2 separate regions of the Homo sapiens genome follow, and region 2 is linked to region 1. A link is an interaction called in ENCODE POLR2A ChIA-PET data of the cell type or tissue named here. Cell type or tissue: GM12878. All regions are shown on one strand. Each heading gives the region's core, and the rest is flanking DNA. Links, peaks and the distances in the headings are about the cores only.

The links. Peaks named below come from ENCODE experiments on the same cell type or tissue, not always from the same donor. Only the 100,000 strongest peaks of a DNase experiment are listed, where the experiment ranks them.
Region 2: POLR2A ChIA-PET joins it to region 1 with 11 read pairs; 2 of 35 experiments call an interaction of 5 or more read pairs at or near these places.

Annotation. Positions count from the first base shown.
Region 1 is chr3:52,808,711-52,816,894 of GRCh38, reverse strand. ITIH4 (inter-alpha-trypsin inhibitor heavy chain 4) reads left to right here. Exons shown (of 24, transcript NM_002218.5): 21 at 1-11; 22 at 2,532-2,686; 23 at 2,824-2,920; 24 at 3,405-3,933. The coding sequence ends at 3,474. It overlaps LOC124906240 (a long non-coding RNA gene), which reads left to right and starts at 6,275. Exons shown (of 2, transcript XR_007095911.1): 1 at 6,275-7,353. It overlaps ITIH3 (inter-alpha-trypsin inhibitor heavy chain 3), which reads right to left. Exons shown (of 22, transcript NM_002217.4): 22 at 8,098-8,184. In GM12878, for the core only: no CTCF peak of the experiment used is centred there; no DNase peak of the experiment used is centred there.
Region 2 is chr3:52,960,584-52,968,767 of GRCh38, reverse strand. The region is part of intron 2 of SFMBT1 (Scm like with four mbt domains 1); the gene reads left to right. Among named protein-coding and RNA genes, the nearest start is that of STIMATE-MUSTN1, 67 kb to the right of the region's middle. In GM12878, for the core only: no CTCF peak of the experiment used is centred there; no DNase peak of the experiment used is centred there.

The DNA of each region.
Region 1 (8,184 bases), core at 1,295-6,294:
GTGATGCCCGGGTAAGGCCCAGGCTGGAGCCCGGGGCAGGGGTTGACCTTTCAGGCTACAGTGGCTGATGATGGTACCAGCAGGTGGCCTGAGGCCATGGACCTGAGAATGGAGCAGCTACACTCACAGGAGGGGCAAAGAGACAAGAGCCCTGCCATATACCCCTGCAGCTCCGGAGGGCACTGAGGAGTTGTCCCAGGGACCTAACCCAGGTCACTATCCCATGCAGGAGACAGTGTGGTTTGGAGCTAGCTCTGCTGCTAATCCTTGTGACCCTGGGCAGGCAGCTAAGTCCCTCTGAGCCTCAGTTTCTTCACCAATAACCAGTACTAATCATCCTGGCCCAGAGTCAGAAGGCTGGGGGGAGAACCCAATGAGAGAGTGTAGTTGGGAGCACTTTGCCGTCAGATGATACAGTGCCCCCCAAGCACCCCACAGGACAGCGCTGCCTACATAGTGACGTGATGTTCTGATGACAATAGTGAGAAGCTGGAGAGCACTGTTGACAGCATGTTACCAGCATTCTCTTTAGCGTATCCTTGGAGCTTTGCTAAGGAGACACAAGTCAGTGGCCTCAAATACTGAGCAGCTGGTGAATAATGGAGGCAGAAGGCCACCTCTTTTGGGTGAGGGAGCTCACTGCTTCACAGTGGCCTTCCAGGGACAGTCTTCCAGCTTTGCAGATCACGAGGGGCGTCCAGGAAGGGCTGAGGCCCTCGTCCTCTGTGGGCAGTGACCTCCAAGCCCCCACCCTGTGCCACAGCTCACCCTTTTCCAAGTATGGAGAGCCTTGTCCAGCCCTGTCTCACCAAGCCCTCTGCGGGAACTCCCTTGCACTTGACAGATGAGTGCACACCCAGCTTATCCAAGGGCTCACCCAAAAACCTTCCCAATTTCATAAAAGATCTACGCCCGGTGTGGTGGCTCACGCCTGTAATCCCAGCACTTTGGTAGGCCAAGGTGGGTGGATTGCCTGAGCTCAGGAGTTTGAGACTAGCCTGGCCAACATAGTGAAACCCCGTCTCTACTAAAAATACAAAAACTAGCTAGGTATGGTGGCGGGCACCTGTAATCCCAGCTACTCAGGAGGCTGAGAATTGCTTGAAGCTGGGAGATGGAGGTTGCAGTGAGCTGAGTTAACACCACTGCGCTCCAGCCTGGGCAACAGAGTGAGACCCTATCTCCGAAAAAAGGAAAAAAAAAAAAGATCTAAAATTCCTTGCTATCTGGTAGATTCACCAAAATCAATAGCATTTTTATGCCTAGAAAATGAAATAGAAGTAAAATCCTATTAATTGTAGGGAGAGAAAGTCCAAATAGTTTCATGAGCTACAGAAGACATAAAGAAAAATAGGTTGGGCACGGTGGCTCATGCCTGTAATCCCAGCACTTTGGGAGGCCAGCGCAGGTGGATCACCTAAGGTCAGGAATTGGAGACCAGCCTGGCCAACATGGTGAAACCCCGTCTCTACTAAAAATACAAAAATTAGCTGGGTGTGGTGGCACGCCTGTAATCCCAGCTACTCGGGAGGCTGAGGTAGGAGAACCGCTTGAACCCAGGAGGTGGAGGTTGCAGTGAGCTGAGATTGCACCACTGCACTTCAGCCTGGGCGACAGAGCGAGACTCCGTCTCAAAAAAAAAAAAAAAGAAAAAAGAAAAAAACCCACATATTTTAGATTGAATTGAAGCAATAGAACAGTGTATGTTTAGGGAAAATTTGTTTCAAATAACCTCTGAGTAACAGCAGGGTCTTATTCAACATGCTCAAAGGAACCTAACATTCATGAGAACACCAGAAAGGCAAGAATTTCAAGGGTTATTTTAACTAAAAATCTGAGGAGACAGAATGAGAAGAGGCCTATCCTTTAGACATTAAACACATGATTAAACACAAGTCATCCAAAGAGAGTGCACCAGCTGTAGAACAAAAGGGACAGAGTGGATGCATCAGAGAAACTCCTTCAATCATATAAAATTAATTTATGACAAACTGAATTTAAGAAAACCAGAGGCCGGGTGCGGTGGCTCACGCCTGTAATCCCAGCACCTTGGGAGGCTGAGGCAGGCAGATTGCTTCAGCTCAGGAGTTTGAGACCAGCCTGGGCAACATGGTGAAACCCTGTCTCTCTTAAAAATAAAATTAGCTGGACATGGTGGCATGTACCTGCAGTACCAGCTACTTGGGAGGTAGAGGTGGGAGAATCACTTGAGCCGAGGAGGCACAGGTTGCAACGAGCTGAGATCACACCACTGCACTGCAGCCTGGGGGACAGAGTGAGACCCTGTCCCTGCCCCACCAAAAAAGAGAAAGAAAAAAAAGTGATGGGGAAACTAGACATCATTAAGTTAACTTTGGTCCTATTTTACCAATGAGGAAACTGAAATCAGAAGATTTAAGGGCCTTCCCACCCAAGGCCACTCCGTGACTTCCTGGACAAGAGGGGAAGCCCAGCCCACTCCCCACCCTGACTACTGAGGTTCTGTGCACACGTCTCTACCTTCCTGCTCAAGACACTGGGTCTTTCCACAGCCTGAAGATGACCATGGACAAGACGGGTCTCCTGCTGCTCAGTGACCCAGACAAAGTGACCATCGGCCTGTTGTTCTGGGATGGCCGTGGGGAGGGGCTCCGGCTCCTTCTGCGTGACACTGACCGCTTCTCCAGCCACGTTGGAGGGACCCTTGGTACTGAGCCCATTACCGGGGCCCAGGCCTTCCTCAGAAACCAGCTGTGCTTGGGAACAGGCAGCGCCCCTCCCCTGCGTGTGTCTCCCAGGCTTCCTCTGTCTCTGACCCTTACTGATCCACCCTTTGTATCTCAGGCCAGTTTTACCAGGAGGTGCTCTGGGGATCTCCAGCAGCATCAGATGACGGCAGACGCACGCTGAGGGTTCAGGGCAATGACCACTCTGCCACCAGGTGACTTGGCACAAGCAGACCGCTGAGCCCAGCTGGGGTGGGGTGGGGACTGGCAGGCCAGGAGCCAGGCTCTCCAGGGCCCCACTCCTGTCCTTGCCCAGGAACTAGACACAGTCCGGTGGAAGGTTGATGCTGTAGAAGTGTCTAAGCCAGCTTTCAGTGACCCCACAAAAGATGGATGGCCATCTCAGACCCACAGAAAACACATGGGCCCTGAGATCCCTGGGGTTGGTTGGGGACAGTCGGAACCTCTCCCTGTCCACACCCTGAACTCCCAGAGCCTAAACCCTGGAGACCTCACGTACTGGCTTCTCTAGGGTAATGCTCTGGGTGACTGGGCCTTGTTGGCCTATGCTGGAGGGAATTCTAAAGGGACGCCAGGACTCCCTGCCCTCCATGTTCCTGTCCCCAGCTGTCTCCCTCTTTTCGCACCACACCTGAGATTTGCTGACCACCTGCCTATCTGTCTGTCTTTCCATTTCAGAGAGCGCAGGCTGGATTACCAGGAGGGGCCCCCGGGAGTGGAGATTTCCTGCTGGTCTGTGGAGCTGTAGTTCTGATGGAAGGAGCTGTGCCCACCCTGTACACTTGGCTTCCCCCTGCAACTGCAGGGCCGCTTCTGGGGCCTGGACCACCATGGGGAGGAAGAGTCCCACTCATTACAAATAAAGAAAGGTGGTGTGAGCCTGGGAAGTGGGTGTCTCCAGTTCCATGTGGCCAAATCCTAGGGCCTCAACCTCGCATCCTGAACCTTAGCATCGTGGAACACAGAAGCTTCCACTGTCAGCTCTCAAGAGCCCATGGCCAGGAAGGCCCATGCTGAGCTTTCAGTCCAGCCCCTTCATTTTACAAACAAGGAAACTGAGCTCGAACCACCCATTTGAGATGTCACTGTGGCCCCCAGCTAGAGGCCCAGGGCTGGGAGCATTCTCCAGGAGCAGAGGTTCAGTCTGCTTCATGGTCTCTTGGACCAGTTTTGACTACAAAAAAAAAAAAAAAAAAAATAGAGTGAACTGGGTTGGAATTCTTTCTAGTCCAACTCCTAAACTTTCTCAGTGAGCTTTTGGACTTCTCTGCAATGGGATTTGCTTTACACAATTTGATTTTCACACCTGTGCTGAGGAGCAGGCCTGTCTGCTCATTGGCTTGTAAGGAAGCACTGGATCTTTGAAGGAGACACAGAGGCGAGGCCCCAGGTGCAGCAGGGAAATAGGGCCTGTTTCCAGGAACCTCTAGTCTAATGGGGCTGATCTGGGTCCCAACTCTGAATCCTGTGCTTGAGGGTCTCCTTTCCTGTTCTTGCCCCAGGGTTAGGCACCCCAAAGATTCCACCAATTCCTGTACGGGCAACATATACTTTAAAAAATTTACGGCTGGGTGCAGTGGCTCACACCTGTAATCCCAGCACTTTGAGAGGCCAAGGCCGGAGGATTGATTGAGTCCCAGAATTTGAGGCCAGCCTGGGCAACGTGACGAAACCCCATCTCTACGAAAATTACAAAAATTAGCTGGCATGGTGGTGCATGCCTGTAGTCACAGCTACTTGGGAGACTGAGGTTGGAGGATCGCTTGAGCCTGGGAGGTCATGGCTGCAGAGAGCCATGATCATGCCACTGCATTCCAGCCTGGGCAACAGAGCAAGACCCTGTCTCAGAGAAGAAACAAAAATTACTATTACCCCACCTACTTCTGAAAAAAGGATATGAGTCTATGGCTTACCAATACAAAACTTAAAGAGGAAGAAACCAAAATCTGAGTATAAGGATAAAAGAGCCAAGCAGAAGGATAGTGAACTCAGGGACATCAGGGTAGGGAAAGCTGCAGCAGTGATGGAGCACAAGGCTTTGCTATGAGCTTCCTGGAAGCCAATGTAAAGAAGAAACTGAGCTCATTTGCTTGCTAAAAAACACCAGATCATCAGGGAGACATCCTTTCCCCGGTCTTGAGCTAGAAGAGGATATTTGCTGGATGGGTCTTTCTAAAAGGGTCAAAGTACTGGCTGGTGGGAGGGGTCACCAGCAGCAGGTTTGCCCAACACACGGAAACGCTCCTCCCTGCATTGCTGCCTCCCCATCGAGCCTCCTTGGCAGATAGGGATCTCAGGCAGAGTCGCTTTGTAAAGGCTATTCCAGGGGGCTCGGGCCAGGGCTGTGTGACATGAGAGTAGCTCAGAGGGACTTGCTGTGGGGGTGGCCCTGACATACAGGGATGAGAGAGGAGTGCCACCCCGAGCTTACCCTTCTGGGACATGACCCCCTGGACTGGCTGCTGAATTTGTGCAACAGCAGAGGAGTCACAGTTGATTTTCTGGCCCTGCCAGCACCTGCGGGGCAGGTGTTTTCTGTGACAGTTGGAAATAGGCCCATGTTCTTCACTCTTTCATCCAGCAAGTGCTTTCCAGCTTATGCCAGGCCCTGGGCTGAGTACTGTGGGCACATTGGGCACCATGGCAGACACAATGCCTGTGGTGATAACTGCCACCCAGAAAATAGCCAGGTGCTGCAGGAGCCCAGAGGGAGACATGGGGATGACCAGGAAGCCTGGGGGTGGCAGGGAAAGCTTTCTGCAGGTAATGTGGGAGCTGAGATTTGAAAAATGGAGAGAAGTTAGCCCAGTGGAAAAGGAGAGCAAGAACAGCAGGTGGTGGGAACAGCATGCGCCCAGGCCTAGAGCCAGGACACTGTGTGCTAAGTTTGGGGAAGATGATGGAAGGAGATGCTGTTGGATGAGGTGGAAGGGGAGGGGGACCGGGCCAGCACAGGTGGTGCACACCTCACCACAGAGCGTGGCTTCTACCGTGAAAGGGGAGGGAGGGCCAGGCAGGGACAGGAGGGACCAGGGTGACGTGGAATGGGGAGAAGGCAGAGTCCACCTAGCTTTTGCCCACATAGATGGCCTCCCGGCCTATGGGTTGAGGGCAGCCGACTCCTGCCTCCCAACCTGTTCACATGGCTACTACCTGGAGCTGTCCTTCTGGAGACACCTGAGGACGACCAGAAACCATAACGAGGACGCCTTTTCACATCCTTCGCATGGCAGGATCCTTCTCCCCACTGCATAGATGTGGAAACTGACCTCAAGATGACTGTTTTAAAGCTATGTGGGCTGGGGGCAGTGGCTCACACCTATAATCCCAGCACTTTGGGAGGCTGAGGTGGGCAGATCGCTTGAGCCCAGGAGTTCGAGACCAGCCTGAACAACATGGCAAAACCCTGTCTCTGCAAAAAATAAAAAATTAGCCGGGTGTGATTGCCCATGCCTGTAGTCCCCGCTATTCTGGAGGCTGAAGTGGGAGGATCACCTGAGCCTGAGAATTCGAGGCTGCAGTGAGCGGTGATCATACCACTGCACCACTGCAGCCTGGGTGATGGGAGCGAGACCCCATCTCAAGAAAAATAATAATAATAATAATAGCCATATGGCTCCTCAACCAACCCAGGCTTCAACAGAATGGTGGGACTTGCCCACCATGGAGGGTTCCTTTCTCAGGCCTGGGCCCTTTTAGCCAGTCCAGCCTGGCCTTCTGCCACATTCACCCTGGGGCTATGAGGAGGCCTTCAAGATGGGAGCCATGTCTATGTGGCCCCTTCCCTAGAGCAACAACAGGCACCAGTCTGCCGTTAGCATCCTGTAGCCACCTGGGGGGCTCTTCTGACGACAAACATTTGCCCCTGGACTGCCCTTCGTGGCCTCTAGTCCTCTCTCCAGGGACCCCTGCACTGGGAGGCAGGACAACTTCCTTTCATGTCCCCAAGGCCACATGCCATGCCCCACTGACATTTGTGGCACTCCCCAGTCTGATTCCAACCTCCTCCAGTCCTATTGTGCCCCCTACTCTGACATCAGGCAAAGCCACTCACCGCGTCTTCTGATGGGGTACTGTCTGCCCAGCATGCCCTTACCCCCTCCCCACCCCCAGGCAGAACAGCAGAGGCAGAGGATGTGGGCAGGAGAGCTTATGTTTGCACAGTTGAGAGCAGCCTGTGTGTCTGGAACCCAGAAAGTAAGGGAAGCACCTGGTGTATGAGGGGAAGCTGAAGAGGCCATAGGAGGGACTTCTGTCATGGTTCCAAGAGCAAAGGATGGAAGATGTCATTTGTAGGGATTTAGTCAGCGAGTGGTGATCACATCTGCTCTATAAAAAGCTCTCTATGGGAAGCAATAGAGGGGGCAGGGAGACTCAGGAAGTGGCAATTGCAGTTGTCCAGGTGGGAGAGGGTTATCCACACTGGAGAGGTCTTAGAGCCCCTCGTCCAGGAACCTCTCTCTGACCCTCTACCCCACCACAGACTCATTGGGAGGATACACCAAGTGGTCATCATAAGGTACAATCAGAGGATCCCAGAGATGCCTGGCCCAGCTGAAGACAAACTTGAGCACTCATGAAAATAGGAACTGGATTACTCAACTGTACCCCCAGATCCTGGCCCAAGGTATTGGGTTTATCTGCTGAATTGATGGATGGGTACGTGGGTGGATGGGTGGGTGAATTGATGGTTGGATGGATGGATGGAAGGATGGACAAATGGAGAGATGGACAGAAAGGATGGATGGGTGGATGGATGCATAGTTGAATGATGAATAGGTAGCTGGGGGGATGAATGGATGAATAGACAGATGGAGGGATGGATAGATAGGTTGATGGGTGGATGCATGCATGGTGGAGGGATAGATGGATGAGTGGATACGTGGGTGAACAGATGGTTGAATGGTGAATGGGTGGGTGGGTGAGTGAATGGATGGATGGGTGGAGGGATGGGTGAATGGATGGTGGATAGATGGATGGATAGATGGAAGGGTGGCTGACATCCCCATTTAGATGTGGGCTGTATCTGCACTGGAGTATTATCTACTTCTAAAGGTCCTGATTGGAGCTCCTGAGCCGGGACCATTTACTTATCTTATGACTTTCCTGGATACTGAAATACATTCAACCCTTCCTGACTTCTCAGAGCCCCTTTCCTTCAGAGTCAGTTCTTTATTTTTTCCCCCAAGCTGTCATACATTTGAATCCCTAAAGTTCTAGTCCAACCAACTCTGTCTCTCAGCTGTGTCAGTGGAGAGGCCCAAGAAGTTGCCTTCCTGCTAGCCATCCCCTCTTTTGAGCTGCTGTGGGTCCCAGTTGCCTGTTCCCTGGAGCAGAGGCTCATGAAGGCATGTAGAGGCTGGCAGCTGTCTGGTCTCGACCTTGGACTTTATTTTCCCAGCCCCTCCCACAGGCCCCTCTCTGTGCCCATGTTCCAGATGCCATAAAATCCGGGCCA
Region 2 (8,184 bases), core at 1,216-6,215, 150 kb before region 1:
ATACAAACAATTAGCTGGGTGTGGTGACGGGTGCCTGTAGTCCCAGCTACTCGGGCAGGAGAATGGTGTGAACCCAGGAGGCAGAGCTTGCAGTGAGCCAGGATCGCGCCACTGCACTCCAGCCTGTGCAACAGAGCGAGACTCCTTCTCAAAAAAAAAAAAAAAAAGAAACTGTTTTGAACAGACTTCTTTTTTAAAATAGCATTAAAATTTTGATGATTACTTTCTAGTTATTTTGAAGTAATTATGCATTCACAGGAGTTTGCAAAGATAGTACTTACTGACATATTTCATGTTCCTTTCACCCAGTTTCTCTCATTAGTTACTATAATATGATATAAAACTGAGGAAATTGATGTTAGTATAAAGAATGTGCAATTCTATGTCATTTTGTCACATGTGTAGATTCCTGGAACCATCCCCTCAGTCAAAATACAGAACTATTCCATCACCACAAAGAGCTCCCACACCTATCCTCCTTCCCCTGACTTTCCCTAATCCCAGGCAACTGTTAATTTGTTCTCCATCTCTGTAATTTTGTCATTTAAAGAATGTTACATAAATAGAATAACACAGTACATGGCTTTTTGAGATGGGCTTTAATAATGCCCTTGACATCCATCCAAGCTCTCGCGTATATTGACAGTTTGTTCCTTTTTATTGTGGAGGAGCAGTCATGAATGTACTGCAGTTTGGTTAACCATTCATCTATTGTAGTACATTTTGGTTGTTTCCAGTTTTTGGCTCTTACCAACACATAAGTTGCTATTAACAATTGTGTATATAATACTTTATTTTTCTGGGGTACATACCCAGCAGCACAATCACTAGATCATATTTAGTAAAGAAAACTGCAAAATTATGCTCCAGAGTGGCTGTGCCATTTTACATTCTCACCAGCAGTATATGAGAGTTCTAGTTTCTCTACATCCTCACTGCTATCTGGTGTTGTCATTACTTTTGTTTAAGCCATTCTGATAGGTGGGTAGTGACAGCTCATCCTGGTGTTAATTTGTACCTCCCTCATGGCCGCCAGTGATATTGAACATCTTTACATGTTCCTACTTGGCATCTGCATATCCTCGTCAGTGAAATGTCTCTTCATGTCTTTGGCTCATTATCAATTGGTTTATTTTTAATTAATAAAGATTGGTTTTTTTGTTGAGGTTTTTCAAAAAACTTTATTGAAATATGTTTTTTGAGATGCAATACACATACCATAAAATCAACCCTTTTAGAGTACATAATTCAGAGGTTTTTAGTCTATTCACAAAGTTTTCCAACCATCACTGCTATCTAATTCCAGAACATTCCATCACAACAAACCATTAGCCATCATTTCCTTTTCCACCCAGACTCTGACATCCATAATCTACTTTCTGTCTCTAGGATTTACCTATTCCAGCTTTCTTTTATTAACATTTGCATGGTATATCTTTTTCATCCTTTTCTTTTCAACATGCCTGTATAATTATATTTGAAATAAGGTTCTTGACACAGCATACACTAATTTTTAAAAATTTTGGCCTTATAGGATGTATGTATACCATTTATACTTAATGTAATTATTGATATGTTTGGATTCAAGTCTGCCTTTTTTGCTTATTTATTTTTTCTGCTTTTGTTTGTTTGTTTCTCTAGAGCAGTGAGATTTCTTTCAGACTGGCTCCTGTGTTCTTTTTTTCCCTCTGCTTTCCTGTGGGTTACTTGAACTTTTTTTTAGAATTCCATTTTGATTTGTAGTGTTTTTGAGTATATCCTCTTGTAGCACTTATTGGTGGTTACTTTAGGTATTATAGTATATATATATATATATAACTTATCACAATCTTCATTTTATTAAAGTGAAGTATAGAAATCTTACCTACTTTTACTTCTCTTTACCCTCTTTTATTTATAATTGCCTTAAATATTTTCTCTACATATTTTGAGAACCACATCAGACATGCTTAACATTTTTGTTTAAACTGTCAAACATATAATTTAGAACACTTGAGAGAAGGAAAATTTATTATATTTTTCAGTATTTTTACTCTTTATGTTGTCATTTATTCTTTTCCTGATTTTCCAAGATTCTCTCTTTTGTCACTTCATTTCTATTTAGAGAATTTTCTTTAGTCTTTTTTTTTTTTTTTTTTTTTTTGAGACTGAGTCTCGCTCTGTCACCCAGGCTGGAGTGCAGTGGCGTGATCTCGGCTCACTGCAAGCTCCGCCTCCTGGGTTCACACCATTCTCCTGCCTCAGCCTCCCAAGTATCTGGGACTACAGGCGCCCACCACCACGCTTGGCTAACTTTTTGTATTTTTAGTAGAGACGGGGTTTCACTGTGTTAGCCAGGATGGTCTCGATCTCCTGACCCTGTGATCCACCTGTCTCGGCCTCCCAAAGTTCTGGGATTACAGGCGTGAGCCACCGCGCCGGCTTTAGTCCTTTTTTTTTTCTTTTGAGACGGGAGTCTTGCTCTGTCGCCCAGGCTGCAGTGCAGTGGCGCCATCTCGGCTCGGCTCACTGCAAGCTTTGCCTCCCGGGTTCACGCCATTCTCCTGCCTCAGCCTCCCGAGTAGCTGGGACTACAGGCGCCCGCCACCACGCCCGGCAAATTTTTTGTATTTTTAGTAGAGACGGGGTTTCACCCTGTTAGCCAGGATGGTCTCGATTTCCTGACCTCGTGATCCGCCCGCCTCGGCCTCCCAAAGTGCTGGAATTACAGGCGTGAGCCACCGCGCCGGCTTTAGTCCTATTTTTTTTTTTTTTTTTTTTTTGAAACGGAGTCTTGCTCTGTCGCTCAGGCTGGAGTGCAGTGGCGGGATCTCGGCTCACTGCAAGCTCCGCCTCCCGGGTTCACGCCATTCTCCTGCCTCAGCCTCCCGAGTAGCTGGGACTACAGGTGCCTGCTACCACGCCCGGCTAATTTTTTGTATTTTTGGTAGAGACGGGGTTTCACCGTGTTAGCCAGGATGGTCGCGATCTCCTGACCTTGTGATCTGCCCGCCTCGGCCTCCCAAAGTGCTAGGATTACAGGCCTGAGCCACCGCACCCGGCCGTTAGTCTTTTTTTTAAAGGAGGTCTAGTAGTGACAGATTGTCTTCATTTCATTTCATTTGAGAATATGTTGATTTCCCCATTCATTGTTGAGGGATATTTTTGCTGGATATGGAATCCTGGGTTGAAAGCTCATTTCTTTCAGCTCTCAGAAAATAATTGTGCTACTTCTTTCTGGCCTCCATGGTTTCTGATGAGAAATCTGCTGTCATTGGACACTCTCCCACCTCCCACCCGCAACGCTTTGCTTTAAAAGAGAGGTTTCTCTGTTGTTAATTTTAAGATTTTTTTTTTTTTTGCCTTTAGTTTTTGGAAGTTTGAGTCTGGTGTATATATTTTTTGGGTTTAAGCTTATCTTATTGTCCCACAGGTCCCTCAGACTCTCTTCATTTTTTTTTTTAATGTTTTCTCTCTGTTGTTTAGATTGGGTTTTTTCTGTTGTTTTGTCTTCAATTTTACTCATTCTTTCTTGTCTGCTTCATTCTGCTGTTGAACTTATCCATAGAGGGTTTTTTTTTAATTAATTGGGTTATTTTCAGCTCTAAAATTTTATTTTTGAGCTGGAGAAGGAAGAGGGAAGGGAATAGTCTCAACCTAAAATGTCGCATTTTGCTCTTCTAACTGAGGTTTAGTGGCTTATCTTGAATTGATGCTTTTTAGCTTGTTCTCTGCCTTTGGTTAATTTTAGGACTTTGAAATGATGATTTTCATTGGTTAGCCAGTCCTTTGGTTCTTTTATGGGAGAGTGGGTTCACTGCAATAATCATTCTGCCATTTCAGAAGTTGATTTTTCCTTTGTGTTAAATATTATTAACTCATGTATTTAAGTACGTATATGTATATGTATACATTTGATGAGTTTGAATGTATTGCTGTCATCATTCATTTGATGATCAAATTCTAGAGCAGCAAGAGTTGTTTCAGACTGGTTCCTGTGTTCTTCTGATGTGACGTCATGTACCTTTGATACAGTTAGTCCTTGCTTTCTGGACCAGTAAGATTCCCAAGTACCTCCTGAACATATCCTGCCCCCCAAACTTGCAATCCGCTGTTTCTCTGAGGAGCTTTTTTTTTCTTTAAAGTAGGTATGATATTTAGAGACCACAATCTGGGTGCTGGAGTGCTAATTTGATACTAGGTTGTCATTTATTCTAGGCCTTACTTACAGACATAGCTAGAAAATACACATTTAAAATTATTTTCTATTTTTTAGAGACAAAATCTTGCTTTGTCACCCAGGGTGGAGTACAGTGGCATGATCATGGCTCACTGCAGCCTCAAACTCCTAAGTTCAGGTGATCTTCCCACCTCAGCCTCCCAAGTAGCTGGGAACACAGGCACATGCCATCATCCCCAGCAATTTTTTAATTTTTGTAGAGATGGGGTCTTGCTATGTTATGTTGCCCAGGCTGGTTTCAAACTCCTGGCTTCAAGTGATCTTCCTGCCTCAGCCTCCCAAATTGCTGGGATTTACAGGTGTGAGCCACCATGCCCAGCCATGAAAATACACATCTTTTGAAAAGTAAAGAAAATAATGGTTTTACATTGATACTTACAATGTAAATTTAAAAGTACAGGGTTTTAGCTGGGCACAGTGGCATGCACTTGTAGTCCTGCTACTTGGGAGGCTGAGGTGGCTTGAGCCTGGGAATTCAAGGCCAGCTGGGGCAATATAGGGAAACTCTATCTCAAAAAAACAAAACAAACAAACAAAAATAAAACAGGGTTACAAAGTTTTTTCTTCTTTGATTTTATGCTTGTATCTCTTCCCTTTTAGAAATGTCTTGTTTGCTAATGATGGTAATATTATTCTTTGTTTTTATCCTATAGAAGTCCTCTAATTATTTTAAAATAATAATACCAACATTTTAGATATCAACCACAGTGTGCAGTTTAAGATTTCTTTATAGTTTTTGCTTTTAAATATATTCCACTGGTGTTTATAGTCAGAGTATTGTATTTTAATATGGCATAGGCCAGACCCGGTGGCTCACGCCTGTAATCCAGCACTTTGGGAGGCAAAGGCAGGAGGATTGCTTGAGCCCAGGGGTTCAAGACCAGTCTGGGCAACATAGGGAGACCCTGTCTCTACCAAAAAGAAAAAAAAAAATTAGCCAGGTGCAGTGGCATGTACCTGTAGTCCCAGCTACTTGGGAGTCTGAGGTGGGAAGATTGCTTGAGCCAGGGTGGTTGAGGCTTCAGAGAGCTTTTATTGCACCACAGCACTCCAGCCTGGGTGACAGAGCAAGACCCTGTCTCAAAAACAAATAAAAATAAATAACATTACTTAAAGGAATCCTGTTTTCTTGTGGTTTTCCCACCAACAGTTAGCTCATGTGTTTCAGTTTATTTGAAATTTATAGAATTTTTTTAATTTCAATTTAATTGTTTCTAAATTGTATAATGAGCCTGCATATTTCTAAAGTCAAAATTGGCCGGGCGGTGGGTCATGCCTGTAATCCCAGCACTTTGGAAGGGCGAGGCGGGCGGACCACCTGAGGTCAGGGATTTGAGACCAGCCTGGCCAACATGGTAAAACCCCATCTCTACTAAAAATACAAAAAATCAGCTGGGCATGGTGGTATGCGCCTGTAATCCCAGCTGCTAGGAAGGCTGAGGCAAGAGAACCTCTTGTACCCAGGAGGTGGAGGTTGCAGTGAGCCGAGATCGCACCACCACATTCCAGCCTGGGTGACAGAGTGAAACTCCATCTCAAAAATAAAATAAAATAAAATAAAATAAAATAACTTCAACCTGATATTACTAATTCTTTCTCTTTTTCCATATATATAGCCAGTTTTATTACTTTTTAATTTATTCTCCTGTTGTTCATTTTTAAAAATATAAACTAATATATGTGAGTGTATATACATATATCCTCATACTCACATCTCCCTCTCCTTTTTTTTTTTTTTTTGAGACAGGGAGCCTTGCTCTGTCACCCAGGCTGTAGTGCAGTGGCACAACCTCGGCTCACTGCAACCCCTGCCTCTGGGTTCAAACGATTCTCATGCCTTAGCCTCCTGAGTAGCTGGGATTACAGGCACGTGCCACCATGCACCTGGCTAATTTTTGTATTTTTAGTAGAGATGGGGTTTCATCATGTTGGCCAGGCTCCTCTCAAACTCCTGGCCTCATGTGATCCACCCACCTCGGCCTCCCAAAGTGCTAGTATTATAGGCATGAGCCACTGCGCCTGGCCTCTCTCCCATCTTATACAAAAAATAGGGATACAAAAAAAAATACTGTTTGGTAGTGTGGTTACTCTTAACAGTATATTTTGGAGATTATTCCACATCAGTATATAGAGATTGTTCTCATTGCTTTACAGCAACCTGTACTGAATACATATACCATATTTATTCAACCATTTCCTTATTGATGGACGTCAGGGTTATTTCCAGTCTTGGTATTACAAATAGTGCTACAATGAATGGCTTTGTACAAATGTCTTTTTGTATTTTTGCCAGCATATCTTTGGGATAGATTCCTAGAAGTGGGATTGCTGGATCAAAAGGTAAATACATATGTAATTTTGTTGGATATTGCCAAGTTTTCTTCCACAGAGGTTGTGTCATTATGCTTTACCTGTTTACAGCCTCACCATTGAGGCTTGTCACACTTTGGAATTCTTTTCAATCTGATATCTCTGTCGTTTTAATTTGCATTTCTCTTAAAACAAAATTTGCACATTTTCATATATTTAAGGATTATGCATTTATTTCTTTAATAAACTCTCATATATCTTGCTCATCATCTCATCACATCATTAGTCTTGTTTCTTCTCAGCATTGTGTGAGAGATTTTAGTTGAGTGATTCATCATTTTAATTGTTACTTATTTTTTATTTTTAAATTAACATGCTATTTAAGGACCTAGAGTCCTTGCTAAGGGCCACGAATGCCCAGCCTTGTTAAGTTTTAGTAATGTAAATTGACTTTCTGCTGGCCTGTACTTTCAAGTTGCCCTCAAAGCTGTCTTTATTATTGGCTTGTATTTCTAATGAAAACATTTCAAATACATTAAAACTATGGAAAAGACTACAACAAACAATCATGTGCCTAGCATAAATATTTAATAAATGTTAATGTTCAATATGTTTTTAATTTTTTATTGTGGTAAAATGTCCATAATGTAAAATTTACCACTTTCACCTTTTTTAAAGCGGTGGGGTCTTGCAGCATTGCCCAGGCTGGAGTGCAGTGGCTATTCACAGGCACAATCATGTACACTACAGTCTTGAACTCCTGGGATCAAGCGGTTCTCTTGCTTCAGCCCCCTGAGTAGCTGGGATTACAGGCCGTTTTAACAATTTTTAAGTGTATAGTTTATTGGCATTAAGTACATTCACATTGTTGGGCAGTAATCACTGCCATCCATCTCCTTATCTTTCCAAATGGAAAGGTATACCTGTTCAACAGTAACTCCCCATTCCCCAGTTTCCCTAGCCCCTAGCACCCACCATTTAATTTTCTGTTTCTATGAATTTGACTACTGTAGGTATCCATTTGTCTTTTGTGACGGGCTTATTTCTCTTAGCATAATGTCTTCATTGTTTATCAATGTTGTAGTATGTGTCAGAACTTTATTTTTGGGAGGATGGGGTCTCTAACAGCCCAGGCTGGAGTGCAGTGATGTGATCACTGCTCACTGTAGCCCCAACCTTGCAAGTGATCCTCCCACCTCAGCCTCTCAAGTAGCTGGGACTACAGCCACTCACCACCATGCTCAGCTTACTTTTAAAAATATTTTTGTAGACACGAGATTTCCCTCTGTTGCTCAGGCTGGTCTCAAACTCCTGGGCTTAAGCTGTCCTCTGCCTTGGCTTCCCAAAGTGTTGGGATTACAGGCATGAGCCACCGCACCCGGCCAGAATTTCCTTTTTTTAAAAGGCTAAATAATATTCCATTGTATGTATATACCACATTCATTTTGTTATCCATTCGTCTGTTGATGGACACTTGGGTTGCCTCTGCCTTTTGGTTATTGTGAATATTGCTGCTATGAACATTTGTGTACAAATACATGTTTGAGTCCCTCTTTTTAATTCTTTTTGGGTATATACACAGACATGCATAGATAGATAGAGAGATAGATAGATAGATAGATCATATGATAATTAAAAATATTTTGAGGAAGTAC